Regions from separate parts of the Mus musculus genome. Here region 2 is linked to region 1. The links are chromatin contacts, found by Hi-C in ENCODE. All regions are on one chromosome and are shown on one strand. The core of a region is the stretch at or near the end of the contact, and the rest is flanking DNA. Distances in the headings are between cores, read along the strand shown. Region 1 holds the start of Eif1b (eukaryotic translation initiation factor 1B). Region 2 holds the start of Ctnnb1 (catenin (cadherin associated protein), beta 1).

Evidence for each region. A loop is a pair of places that touch in the nucleus more often than their neighbours do.
Region 2: a map of v-Abl transformed pro-B cells shows a loop between it and region 1 (3-fold over the local background). The contact joins the promoter of Ctnnb1 here to the promoter of Eif1b in region 1. A Hi-C loop is called at or near these places in 2 of 37 maps with a recorded cell type or tissue (heart and v-Abl transformed pro-B cells).

What each region holds. Positions count from the first base shown.
Region 1 is chr9:120,488,765-120,494,988 of GRCm38, reverse strand. It overlaps Eif1b (eukaryotic translation initiation factor 1B), which reads right to left and starts at 2,383. Exons shown (of 4, transcript NM_026892.3): 1 at 2,148-2,383; 2 at 719-882; 3 at 353-454; 4 at 1-76. The coding sequence starts at 2,178. The coding sequence ends at 32. It overlaps D830035M03Rik (RIKEN cDNA D830035M03 gene), which reads left to right and starts at 2,408. Exons shown (of 2, transcript NR_166642.1): 1 at 2,408-2,883; 2 at 3,859-4,568.
Region 2 is chr9:120,930,486-120,936,709 of GRCm38, reverse strand. It overlaps Ctnnb1 (catenin (cadherin associated protein), beta 1), which reads right to left and starts at 3,310. Exons shown (of 15, transcript NM_007614.3): 1 at 3,072-3,310. It overlaps 4930593C16Rik (RIKEN cDNA 4930593C16 gene), which reads left to right and starts at 5,908. Exons shown (of 3, transcript NR_040753.1): 1 at 5,908-5,950; 2 at 6,043-6,224.

The DNA.
Region 1 (6,224 bases), core at 1,134-3,633:
ATTTAAGAAACTCGCCACGCTTGGGTTCATCTTAGAACCCGTGAACCTTCAGCTGCTCCTCCTTGACGATGCCAACCTGTGAAGTAAAACCGTGCTCAGCAGAATCCACCAGCAGTCAGCAGTGACAGCGCCCACCACCCCAGCTGACAATCCCACACCTGCCCTAACCCTAACCCTGGTTCCTATGCCACTCCCCAGGCCACTCAGCAGCAGCGTGAGCTGTACGTGAGCCTTGCCGTTTCCGGTCAGCACGGATACTATTCTACTCCACTACTTCCGTCCCGTGCTTTTTACTAAGTAGGAAAGGATTCCCGCCTCTTTCAAGGTCACACGGGGTGCATCCGCCACTCACCTCCAGAAGAAACTGGCAGATGTTCTTCCTTTGGTCCCCTTGAAGCTGAATAACCTCTCCGTACTCAGGGTGTTCAATCACAGTTCCATTGCAGGCAAATTTCTACAACACATCAAGTTAAATGCAGAGGGTTAACTCTGACAGAACAAACACAGCTGCGCCAGCCGGCTTGACTGCACCAAGGAGCAGTGTCCTCCAGAACTAAGCGACTCTGTAAATGAATCTGGAGGCCACATGAGGGAAATATTAGGGGAACAGTAACAACTCATCGGCTCACATTCCTCAGAGAGGGGTAACCGACTCAGATGGAGAACAAAGCAGCTCTCCTGGCCCGAGCTCTGGCATGCACCCACTCCTCACGGTCACCTTTTTGAAAGCTTTCACAAGTTTCTTTTTGTCATAATCGTCCGCAATGCCCTGCACAGTGGTCAGCGTCTTCCTGCCGTTGCGCTGCTGGATCCTTATATGAATGTAGTCCTCAGTCCCTGCCGGGAGTAAGTCGTCGCCCTTAGTTGCATCAGCAAAGGGGTCTGTAGAGGAGCAGAAAAGTAGAAAACAAATTACAAAGTAGTATGTAGAAGCGTGCTCCACTCCATATCCAGACAGACCTCGGTGAGGCCTCCAGCACTCCTGCTCCATTTCTGCAGGCGAGGGTGGGGCTCACTGATAATAAGTTTTTCAAAGGAGAAAAACCTAAGCAGGCTCTGTATGCCGATATCTGAGCTTAAAAGTAGAGACCACCACTGTGGAAGCCACCAGCAAATGAGACAGAAAACATTTACGAAACCCTAATTTCATACAGCCTTCATACAGCCGCCACAAGAACATGCGTCACCGCCACTATTTTTCGACTACAACATTCAAAAACACCCACCCCAATTAGTTAACATAGTAACTGAGCCTTATAAAACACATATAAACATATACATGCAACCTCACGAGGTGTAATTTACAAAATGATTGCAAGCAGAGACAACAGGGCCACTTCCAAGTCAAATCAGAGGCCTCTCTCCTAAGTGTTTCAAACAGACGCCTCTGGGGGCTGCTTAAAACCAGCTGGGTCCAGCCCCACCCCAGCTCCGGTCAGTGACAGGTCTCTCTGGCACCCCCCCCCCCTCCAGTCCTGGCCGACTGAGTCGCAGATCCTCTAAGCCCTTAACTTCCCTTCCCTCCCAGCAAGGACTGAGCAAGGCCACCCCCCGCCCCCCATGCCCCAACACACACACACACACACACACACACACACACACACACACACACACTTGTGAGTCGTCTGAGAGTCACAGGTCTCGCAGTCACCCTAAAGCTGTCAGGTTCTCCAGCTTCTGGGCCCCACCCCTCCAGTCTCCTTGCAAAGCCCTGGCCAGCCCCGAGGCCACAAGAGAGATAACACCAGAGACTCCCAGCGTCTTGTCACTGTCAGGTTCCCTGCAAGCCCCTAGTCCTAGTCTCTGCAGCCCTGGCAAGTACTGTAGCTCCCTTACGGGTCTCTGAAGCCCCCGGCCTTTCTGTCAGTCCCCCCAGCCTCTGGCGGGTCCCCCTGCAGCCCTGGCGTGTCCCCCGACCGTCCTGTGAGTCCCCGAGACCCTTGTCTTCCTGCCAGTGTCAAGTTCCCCAAGCGCCTGCCGGTCGGGCCCTCGCCTCTACGGAGTCGCAGGCCCACTTAAGGCCGTGTCCGAGGCCCGGAGAGGGGCATCCCCCGGGCTAGGGTCGCGGGGAGCCCCCCGTCGCCATCTTCTGGGCGCCGAGACAAAGCCCAGAGGGACGCGGGCGGCGGCCGGCCACTGGCCCTTACCGAAAGATTGGAGGTTCTGGATAGTGGACATGCGACACTAGTGTGAGGCCGGTGAGAGGATAGAATTCCCGCGGGGCCCGCCCGGATCACCGTGTCAGGAGGCTGCAGCGGCGAGAAACGGAAATCAATGAAGCGGCGGAAGCCCGGGGCGCAGGAAGACGCGGAGGCGGCGGTGGGGCGCGAGCAGGGAGGCGGCGCTGCGGCTTCTCGCACAAAATGGCCGGCGCCGCGTATTTAGCCCCGCGCGCCGCCGCCACGTGACCGTCCGCACGCACCGCGCGTCCGCCCCGGAGCGCCGAGCCGGGGGCCAGCGAGGAGCGGGCGGGAGCCCACTGCGGGCAGCCGCGGTCCGTCCCGCCCGAGGCGCCGGGCGGAGGCGCTTCCGGGTGCAACGGCGAGAAACGTGCCCCCGGGGGTCTGGACTTGCAACCAGCGGGGACCGCGCTCTGCGCCTCCGCCGCCCTCCCCAGCCCCCAGGGTTCCCGAGACCCCTGAGTTCCTTGCAGAACCCTTGTGGGTGCCACCTGGGAATTCTCCCTTCCTCCAAGCCCCGGGATTCCGATGCTGCAGTCTCTACTAAGCTTAACCTGTTTGTCTCAGGTGTCACGACCTAGCCTCTAGCAGAGTCAGGTGTGCGTGGAGAGAACGCGCTACCATCCCGCCCGAGCTCTCCTCTGCGGAGCCTCCTAAGGTCGGATGCAAGTCCCGTGCAGGATGGGTGTCTGGTGGTTGCTAGGTGAGTGTGAGCGAGCAGATGAAGTAACTGTAAAGAGTAACCGTGCACAACCATCAGTGGACAGTGGAGAACCGTCTTAACCTATGTAAACCACCTATGCAGGTGGTTGGCTTTCTAGACCAAAGCAGTAGACTAAAAATTTGGAATTCTTAACCTTTTTGTAGGTCAAACCTGTTGCCTTCGTGTTGAAATAGTATTGGAGGCCTGATGCAAGACATTAGAAGCCATAGATAGCATACATACTATGTTTCTGTCTAGCAATCCATTCAACAAGATGTAGCAGTAGGTCCAATCGCTACTACAATTTCCTTTTTAAAAAGATTTTATTTTTATGTGGTTGGGTGTATGTACCATAGAGGCCAGAAGAGGGTGTCATATCCCCTGGAACTGGAATAACAGCTGGTTATGAGACCATGGGAACAGAACCCAGGTCTTGTGTAAGAGCAGCAACTCCTGGGAAGTCTCTCGAAGTCCATTACTGTAGTTTAAAAAAGGAAATGAATATCTGGAGTGTAGTGCTCATGTTTCAGTGACTTCTATTGTACAAAGTGGCCGCTCCTAATGTTTCTATGCATGGCCTGTTGCTTTAGGGTTGTAAAAATGAATACACTTGTATGCCCCTACATCCACCAGTCAGGTTTCAGGCACACTACTTACTCAGTTTTATTCTTATACCATGGTTTGAAAAACTCTAGCTTACGAATATTTGAATTAATAGTCTTGAGCATCTTCCACCTTCATGTAGGTCCTGGAGCAGGAACTCAGGTTGTCAGGCCATCAGCAAGCCTGAGCCACCTCACCAGTCCTTGAGAAGTTTTTAATAAATTATATAAATTTTCTGCCTGAAATATTAACACTATTTTCTAAGTAACTTAAAGAAGTCTACAAAGTAGTATAAGAAGCACAGACTACACAAAACATACGGTATAAATTACCACTCTACTACATGGTATGTTTCCCCCCTTTTCTTACTAGATATACCTTACCACTGGGTATTACGTGGTTTCTCAGATGGAGCCTAGGATGAGTGAGCCAGAGAAGAAAACTAAAACAGAAAAACCTTGAAGTTTCCCTGAAGACTGGAGCTGGAGCAATGGCATAGTCTAGCTGTTCTTTCAGAGGACTGCTGCAGGCCCCAGCTCTCAGGAGAAAGCAGCTCTCAACTGCCTACAACTCCAACTCCAGGAGGTCGGATGCCCTTTTATGGATTCTGTGGGTACCTGCACTCAGGTGGACATCACTCACATTGCAGACACACACCCCGAAAATTTCAAGGTCTCACTGTCACTATACCTGTTAGTAGAACGTATCCCTCCATTTAGAAGTAAGGCTTACATCAGAAGTACCCAAGAAAGCTACAAAAGTTTTAGCCAAGCAAATAAAAAAAAACTGGTTAAAGGCTCTTCTGTGTCTGCCCTCATGGACTTTGTGTTTAAGCCTCTAGTGTACAGTGCAAATCTACTGTTCACCCACAGCACGGAGCTCTTGCAGTATAGCTGGTCTAAATGGAAATGCAAGGGTAAATATAAAATATGCGCAGACTTCAAAAGATTCCAGTCCACCTGCTTTTACTTAAAAAAAAAAAAAAAACCCTACTGGAAAATCTCACATCACATGTAGCTTATATCCCATTTCTACAAGACAGCATTCTTATAAAAAGAATAAACTGAAGTGTTTAAAATGGAGTGTGTCTGGCTTTAAGTGGTAGCAGCGTGGGTTAAAGTGTCGTTTCTGGCTGTGTCAGAAAAGAGTCTGGATGGGTCACAGGGAACCGCTGACCAAGAGAAGGAGCGAAGATAAAGGGTGACAGTTGGAAGGTTGCCAAGGTTAGAGGTAGACTCCAAACCAGGGTCTTAGCATCCACACAACACCGTACTTGAAATCAGCCAGAAAACCCACATGTTACAGGGAGAGAACCTACCGGCTGTCCAGCAGGAATCACTTTGCCTGGCTGTTGGGCACAGGAGCTGCTTCTCTTGGTTCCTCATAAAGGGGACACTATGATGTAGCTACCATCCACCCTGGCAGTCTGCCTGCATCAGAGACTGTGATGGGATTCACTCAGTTATGTCTTATGTCTGGTAGTCATGGAGGCATGGTATCTGTTTGGAACCCTGGATCCTTGACCATCCAAAGACTTGTCTTCTGTACAGAATTTGTGGCCACAACACTTGTGACTCTGATGTCCCTCTTCAGGGAGTTCAATGCACACATTTAACGTTGCATCCTCCCAAGGCCAAGCTCTGTGCTGGCTGTTCCTGGCCTGGAACTGAGGACACACATAAAAGATAAGACTGCAGGCTGGTTACAGAGAGATGGGGGCTCCTCTCGTGGGCTCAACACTCCCCTTCAGTTTATCTGCATCTCCTAACATCTGTCAGAAGCCTGAGATTCTTATCCCATCCTCTCCCCGCTCTCCTTCACAGGACCACAGCTCTTGCCTCTTCCTCCTCCTCACAGGGTTCCCCGAGGCCCAGATTTGGGGCATGTCTTCTGCTGTCTTGATACTTCCTTCTCAAGGCACTTAACAATTCACCTGGCTCGGGATTCGTTGATGAGAACACAAAGAAAACTCCACTTGAAAAAAAGTATCTGATTGGTTTTTTTTTTAATTAAAAATATTTTTTATTATTTATTTATTTCTGAAGACATGATCTAACTGTGTATCTCTGGCTGTCCTGCAACTCACTCTGTAGACCAGGGTGGCCTCAAACTCACAGAGATCTGCCCGCCTCTGCCTCCCTCCCAAGTGCTAAGACTAAAGGTGTGCACCACCATGCCTGGCTTATTGTTATTCTTAGTCACGTGTATGTGCATGTTTCTATGTTCACGGGAGTGCGGGACCCCGGAGAGACAGGGGAACAACCAGACCATTCTGGATCTAGAGCTCGGCCTACTGTGGGTACTAGGAATCAAGCTTTGGTCCTCAGGAAGAATGGAGCCCACTCTTTTTGTTTTGTTGTTTTTGTTTTTTGAGATAGGGTTTCTCTGTAGCCCTGGCTGTCCTGGAACTCACTCTGTAGACCAGGCTAGCCTCAAACTCAGAAATCCGCCTGCCTCTGCCTCCCGAGTGCTGGGATTAAAGGTGTGCGCCACCACACCCGGCAAACAGTGCCTACTCTTAACCACAGAGTCATCTTCCCAGCCTTAAATCTGTTATTATTGCAAAACTTTTCCTTCGAGTCCTAATATCTTCTGAACTGCAAGAGACTTTTGCCCCGAGCCTTAAGGCTGTCTACATAAAAACAAAGCAGGCAGCCTCTTCTGCTGGATGTGCACCTCACAACGAGTCCTTTGTGCATTTCCTTTCCAGTGATAAGATAATGGGAAGCACCTAAGAG
Region 2 (6,224 bases), core at 2,061-4,560, 440 kb before region 1:
AGCAGATGTGCCCTAGACCACCTGTTCTCTCACAGACGCTCCTACCCTCCCAGGCCAGTCTTTTAACTGTACTGAGTACTGTACGACTGGTTCTCCTTACAGAGTAACCAGGATCCATTCCACACAAACTTGCAGAGATCGAGGAAAAGTGACCTGTGTTCTGTCCACCGGAGGGCGCTCGGCATGACTAGAGCACTGCCGTCTCAATTGAAACTGGGAAATGTGTCTTAAGAGACACAACTAAGTCCTAGCAGGACTGCCTACTTCCTTTAAAGGCCTTCTCCCCATGGAAGATTAGATGCTTTCTTCCAGAATTATACCCCAGCAGAAAAATCAGGGTTCTTAGTCAAGGGAAGCTTGATTTTACATTAAATACAAAGGAAGATTTCTTAGGTAAACAGAGGAAAAAAAGACCTTTCTCCGGAAAGTTCTGATTCACTTTCAATTGACACAAAACACTTTTCCTTTTATAAAACTTGTAGCTAACCTAGGAACCACACCATGACCGGTGTTGCTGAAGAGCAAGCATCGCAGGGCTGCCTAACATTCCTCAAGCTGCGTCCTCTCAGGACAGAGGCTGCCTCCACAGGCCTCAGAACTGTAGCTGCTCATCTACTTTACTCTCTGTGGCATGAAGATGTCTTCAGTGAGATTGTTTTAAATAAAAAGGAGTTGACAGGGGCCACAAAACAACAAAAGAAAATGGAGTTAAAATGTTTGTACGTTTGCAAGGTTTTTACGAGTTTGTGAACACCGTTTCAGGAGTTTGTCCCTCGGGTTTGCTTCTGGCCAAGGACACTAAAAATTTACCACTAGGTGATGGGCAGAGACCACGACCTGGCCTCACCTCACCTCACCTCAGCACTGATATTTCAGTTGACTCCATCTACTTTCACTGTCCACTTCCTGCTTAGAAGTACAGCAACAAACGACTGTAAATATACCACTCCACTCCACTCGCCACCTGCAGTGTGCACAGGCTCTTGTCCATGCTCTGCCCTGAGTTTATTTGCAAAAGGGCTCCACCAGTTTTCCTGAGCACACATTTCAAAATACACTCCGACTAAGAAAGTTCCCCATCCTCCACCTTGGCGGTGGGATTCTGGGATTCTGAGACTCGTGAGCTAAGGCTTCACTCACAGTCTCTAGTCCCATCGTCACTACAGCAGTAGATACTTCCCTTCAAGCTGGAGACATAGATACCCAATATACAGTCTCTAAACTAGTGTTCTCAATCTGGGGGTTCAACAACCCTTTCACAGGGGTCACCTAAGACCGTGGGAAAACATTTACATTATGGTTCACAACAGTAGCAAAGTCAGTTGTGAAGTAGCAAGGAAAGTTTTACGGTTGGGGTCACCATAACAGTTGAGAAACTATTTTAACAGGTCACAACATCAGGAAGACTGACTGAGAAGCACTGCTCTAGACTATGAGAAATGATCACATGACAGTTAAACTCTATTTCTTCACGCCTGCATTCGATTAAATGTTTCCCTATCTGAAGATAGTCTTTTTACAGACTGTGAGGCCCAGGACTCTGTCCCAGGCAAGCTAAGCTTTCCAGATAGCCTGCTTCCTTAATTAAGGACTTCAGCCTGGGAGGGTTTGTTGTAGAGAAACATCTGCAAGTTTCCAACTTCCTTGCCACCACTAAAGGCCTTGTCCAGACTCGGCCTTGAGGACAAAGGTTAGGTAGGTCACAGAATGACTATCCCCAGTACCATCAACAATGTTGTCCGCTGTGAAAGGGCGTTCTCAAACAAACCTTGGAGGCACTTCATTTTAATTTCGGGGATTTCTGAATGTTTAAGGTGAAAGTGAACTAAATGTAACTGCGGGCCTTAACTCAAAGTTTGAGCCGGACATACAAAACCGAAATACAAAGGCCACAAGCTTAAGCAACATTAAATTAGAACCAAGAAAGCAAGCTCTTTCCCGGGACGAGGAGAGACTGCACTGAGACATCTGCAAACCTCAAGTAAATAGCGAAATGGCTTCCTAAATCCCAGACAAAACGCTTCACAACTTGGCCATGTGAAAAACATGAGGCAGACTTTATCAAAGGCAAAGCTGCCGTCTCCTCAGCTTGCTGTCTGGTCTAAGCCACCATTATTCATGGCACAAAGCTCTCGTTTCACTAAAACCACTCCTCGATTTCCTCTCGCCGACCTCCGCATACCAGCAGCCCAGCCGCTCTCCATTCAGAGCTCAGGCCCCGGGAGGGGGGCTGCGGGGGGCGCGGGGGAGGGGAGCCCACAGATGTCTGGAGACCCGAGCCCGAGACAAAGCTGCCCCGCAGCCAGCGGGCTCACCGGAGCGGGCCTGGGGTACCGAACTTGGGAGCGTCGGTTCCAAGTCTGGTCCCCCAAACAACACTCAGAACAAGTCGCCAGGCTCCCACGCCCTGGCGGTCCGCGCTCCGGCCACTCCGTCTCGCTCAGAAAGCAAACGCGCTGGGGAGAAACACTTGGAGCGGACCCCACACTTACTGGCTAAGGGCAAGTCCCCCTCCCCCAAGCCCAGGTTTCGGATCCCGCGCACCTCCCCCCCCCCCCGCCTCCAACACCAGGAGTGGCCGGTGACTCGTCCACGGTCCCAAATTCCCGCCAGGACCTCGGCCCCGCAGCCACCAACCCCACGCGAGTCCAAGAAGCCACCCTCCGAGAACACGCTCCTGACGCATCCCGCCCGCTGCATCCAAGTTTGGCGACTCCACGGCTTAAAGTTGTTTGGATTCAAACTCACAGTCAGGTCGTTGCAGGGAGAAAAAAAAATTTGTCTGTGCGTGCTCCACGAGGGACAGAGGGGACGAGCGCCAGGTCTCGCGTCCCCCCGGCTCCGCGGGCCACGGAGGCGAGGCCCCCGCCCACCCCGCCCCCGCGGCGGCCCCAGCCCGGACGCGAACCGCGGTCCCCACCCCCCACGGCGGCCAGCCGTCCATCCGGGCTCCCGGCGCGCGCCCGCCCGGCCCCGGCCCCAGCCCGCGCGTCCCCGCGGCCTCCCGCCGCCACCCGGCCCGCGAAGTTTCCCGCTGGCGCGGCGCGAGCCGGCCCGCCGCGGCGCCGCACCTCAGGCCCGCGCGCTGCTCACTCGCGGCCGCCCGCTCGGCCTCGGCCTCCTGCACTGACGGCTCGGCGCCCACCGTGCTCCGTCTCCGCCTCCCCGGGCCGCGGGCTTCACAGGACACGAGCTGACGCGGCCGCCACCGAGCGAGGGCTTAAGATGGCGCCGCACAAGGAGCGATTTATAAGCGGCGCGGCACCGTGTATCCTGCCGCTGCCGCTCCGCGCGGAGCGTTCCGCCGCGCGAGGACGAGGGGCGGGGCGCGGGCGGGCCGGGGAAAGTAGTCCCCGCCAGTCCGAGTCGCTCTGCGCGTGCGCCGCCGGGAGGGGCCGAGCCGGGGCGGGGCGTCCAGACGCCGCTCCATTGGAAACTAAAGGAATCGAGAGCGGGCCGCCGCCGCGGGCCGGGTGGAGTGCGGCCTCGGACGGCGCAGGTTCGAGGCTGCCATCACCGGTGCACCGGCCGCCACACCCCTGAACCACCATTGGACCCCACCACACTTTACCGCTCCCAGGAGTGTCCCGCTTCCCTTCCCGCTGTGCCTCTGGAATCCGGACAGGGAACCTGGGGCCCAGCCACCTTTCCTCCCCACCCCAGGAGGCCTTGGAGTCCCCAAGAGTGTCTGCGAACATCTATTAACAAGTGATTCAGCTCCACCACTGCGTTCACCAGCGTGATTCCTAGAAACCCCATCTTACCCAGACTCACTGGGTCAGTAGAACCAGGCGTGGGGACCAAGGACAGCGATTTTTCTGTATTGTTTGAGAAACTCGAGTGTGTTGCTGAGAGGACCTGTGGGTAACCTCTTAAATTTTCAAAACTAATTTTGTATCCTTCGAGAGCTCCCCCCCCCCCAAATCATGACAATAGGGTGAAGTTGGATCTTCTCTTGGAAATGGCCCCATTGTTGTCCTTCACGATTGGCACTTGTCAAAACTGGAGCAGTTGGGGTGAATTGGCTGTCTCCAGCCTATTATTCTGAGCTCACGTCTCTTCCCAAACAATGGCAACAGGGAAAGTTGCCCCACTGCCTTCTTTCATCCCAGCGCTGTAATTAACGCAAGTAAACAATAGGTCCTTATGTACAGGTACTGGCAGGAAGCCCATGCATCACTGAGGCAGGGCCGGTGCTGTAGGGCCAGCTTAGTTTTTAAATGACTCAATTTTCTATCTTAAAGACATATCACCGTAACTCTGTGAACCACCACAGTCCACCATGCTGGAGCTGCTCAGTGAGGGCCTTTGTCTAGACCTTTCCCCTCTGCAGCTCTGCTCGGATTTCCGGAGAGTAAACTCTGCTGCTGGCTGGGGCTGACTTGGCCTGCCATAACTCAGAGAGATAGAGCAGGAAAAGGTATTTTACCAAAGCCCTACCAGTGGTGGTTGCAGCTACCAACCCCTAATTTTAATTGTCACATGCAGAGTTAAAGAATATTTGGTCGATTCGTTTAAAATTAGATAGCTGACTTCACCTCTGTCCGGGGTTTCCTTTCTTTTCTTTTCTTTTTCTTTTTTTTTTTGGGGGGGGGGGGGGTTCCTTTCTTTTCTTTTTCTTTTTTTTTTCTTTTTGACACTTGCTTCTTTTTCTGTGTCCCAATTTTGCTTCTTTTTTAAAGGGCACACTATTAAAACTCGTTAAGAAGCGCCTGCACCACTGACAAATCTAAAAGATAAAGACAGCCTTGTATTCATATTCCTCTAGCCAGACGCCAAGACAGAGCACATAATTCTGGCATTTTAACCCCAGCGTAGAATTAAAAGTCTCAATCCCTATTGATAATTCAGAGAATATGTTTCAGAGAAAAGGCAGATTTTACCACAACGCAAACACTCCTCTTCCTATCAGTGTAACTCGGCAGGAGACATAACCAGGTGACTGGCCTTGAAACCAGTGAGCTGAATTTTACATTTTCTCTAGATTTCTGTTCACTTCGTTCATGAAACAAGACTATTCCATAATTTTGTCACCAAAAACAGATGACAATTTCTGTGAAATTAAGACAAATATTGTCATTACACCAGAAAGAAACACGTCATCAACATACCTGATGAATAAAGAAACCTGCTGGTTTTATGAGCTAATTTGAAAATAACATAAGCAGCTAAGGAGGAGGTGGTTTTATAAAATTAGTTGCTAAAATAATTGACCCCAGGTAACACACTTCACATAGATGGCAATTGGTGTCTCTTCTACACCCCTTCTCCTCAAGATCAGCCCAATGGGTTCGACATAAAGTAATTCATTTTGAGAAATGGGATGGGGGTGTGTTTGTCCTGTAATCAGACCACCTGCAGATCAAGCTTTGCCTACACTGAATAGTGTAGAATAATAGTGAGCAGAGAGGATGTTCACTAAAACACACACACCACACACACACACACACACACACACACACATGCTCAGTCTGTGTTTGCACTTTGTGCAGAAGTAAGTATTAATAAGCCAGCATTGGTCCTTCTGCTCTAAAAAATCCATTAGTCAAACATTTACTGCATACCTAAAACAATGAGCCTCCTTTTGAGGACAGCCGACGTCTTTTGATTAACACCTTCATCGTTTAAAGTAAAACTGTAATTGTCAGCCAAGTCCATTTGACAATAGGCACAAAAGATGGAAAAACACACTGGAATTAGGGTGTGGTCCACTTTGGATCCTATCCCAATAACCCTGGGAAGGAAGACTCCTTTCCCAGCAGAGCCATACACTCAGAAACAGCCAATACTGACTCTCTAAGACCTGTTAAAAATAATTTCTTTATGATAACGTGGAAACACCAGGCAAAAAAAAAAAAAAAAAAAATCACAATCCGCTTTCCGTTCTAACGTTCGTCAAGTGGGCTATTTATGGATCCAGACTTTTGATTTGTAAAACACCGTGTCAGGGGTATGTCATCTTTTTGTTGATTTCCAGTTGAACAGGCTAAGCAGTTGTAAATACCTCTTGTCAGACTACGTGTGGCTTTTTCTCCCACACAGAGGCCGTCTAGTAACCCACTGGGCAGATTCCGCAGAGAGCCTCCGTGGAAAGCTCTCGCACGCAGCCCATGAACGGCTCCAGAGCAAAGGAGGGACCGTGAAGGAAGCGGGAGGTGATGGGTACGGAGGTGGCTGTGGCCTGGGCCTTTAGTTATGCTGGCACCAACCTTCACGCTTGCAGT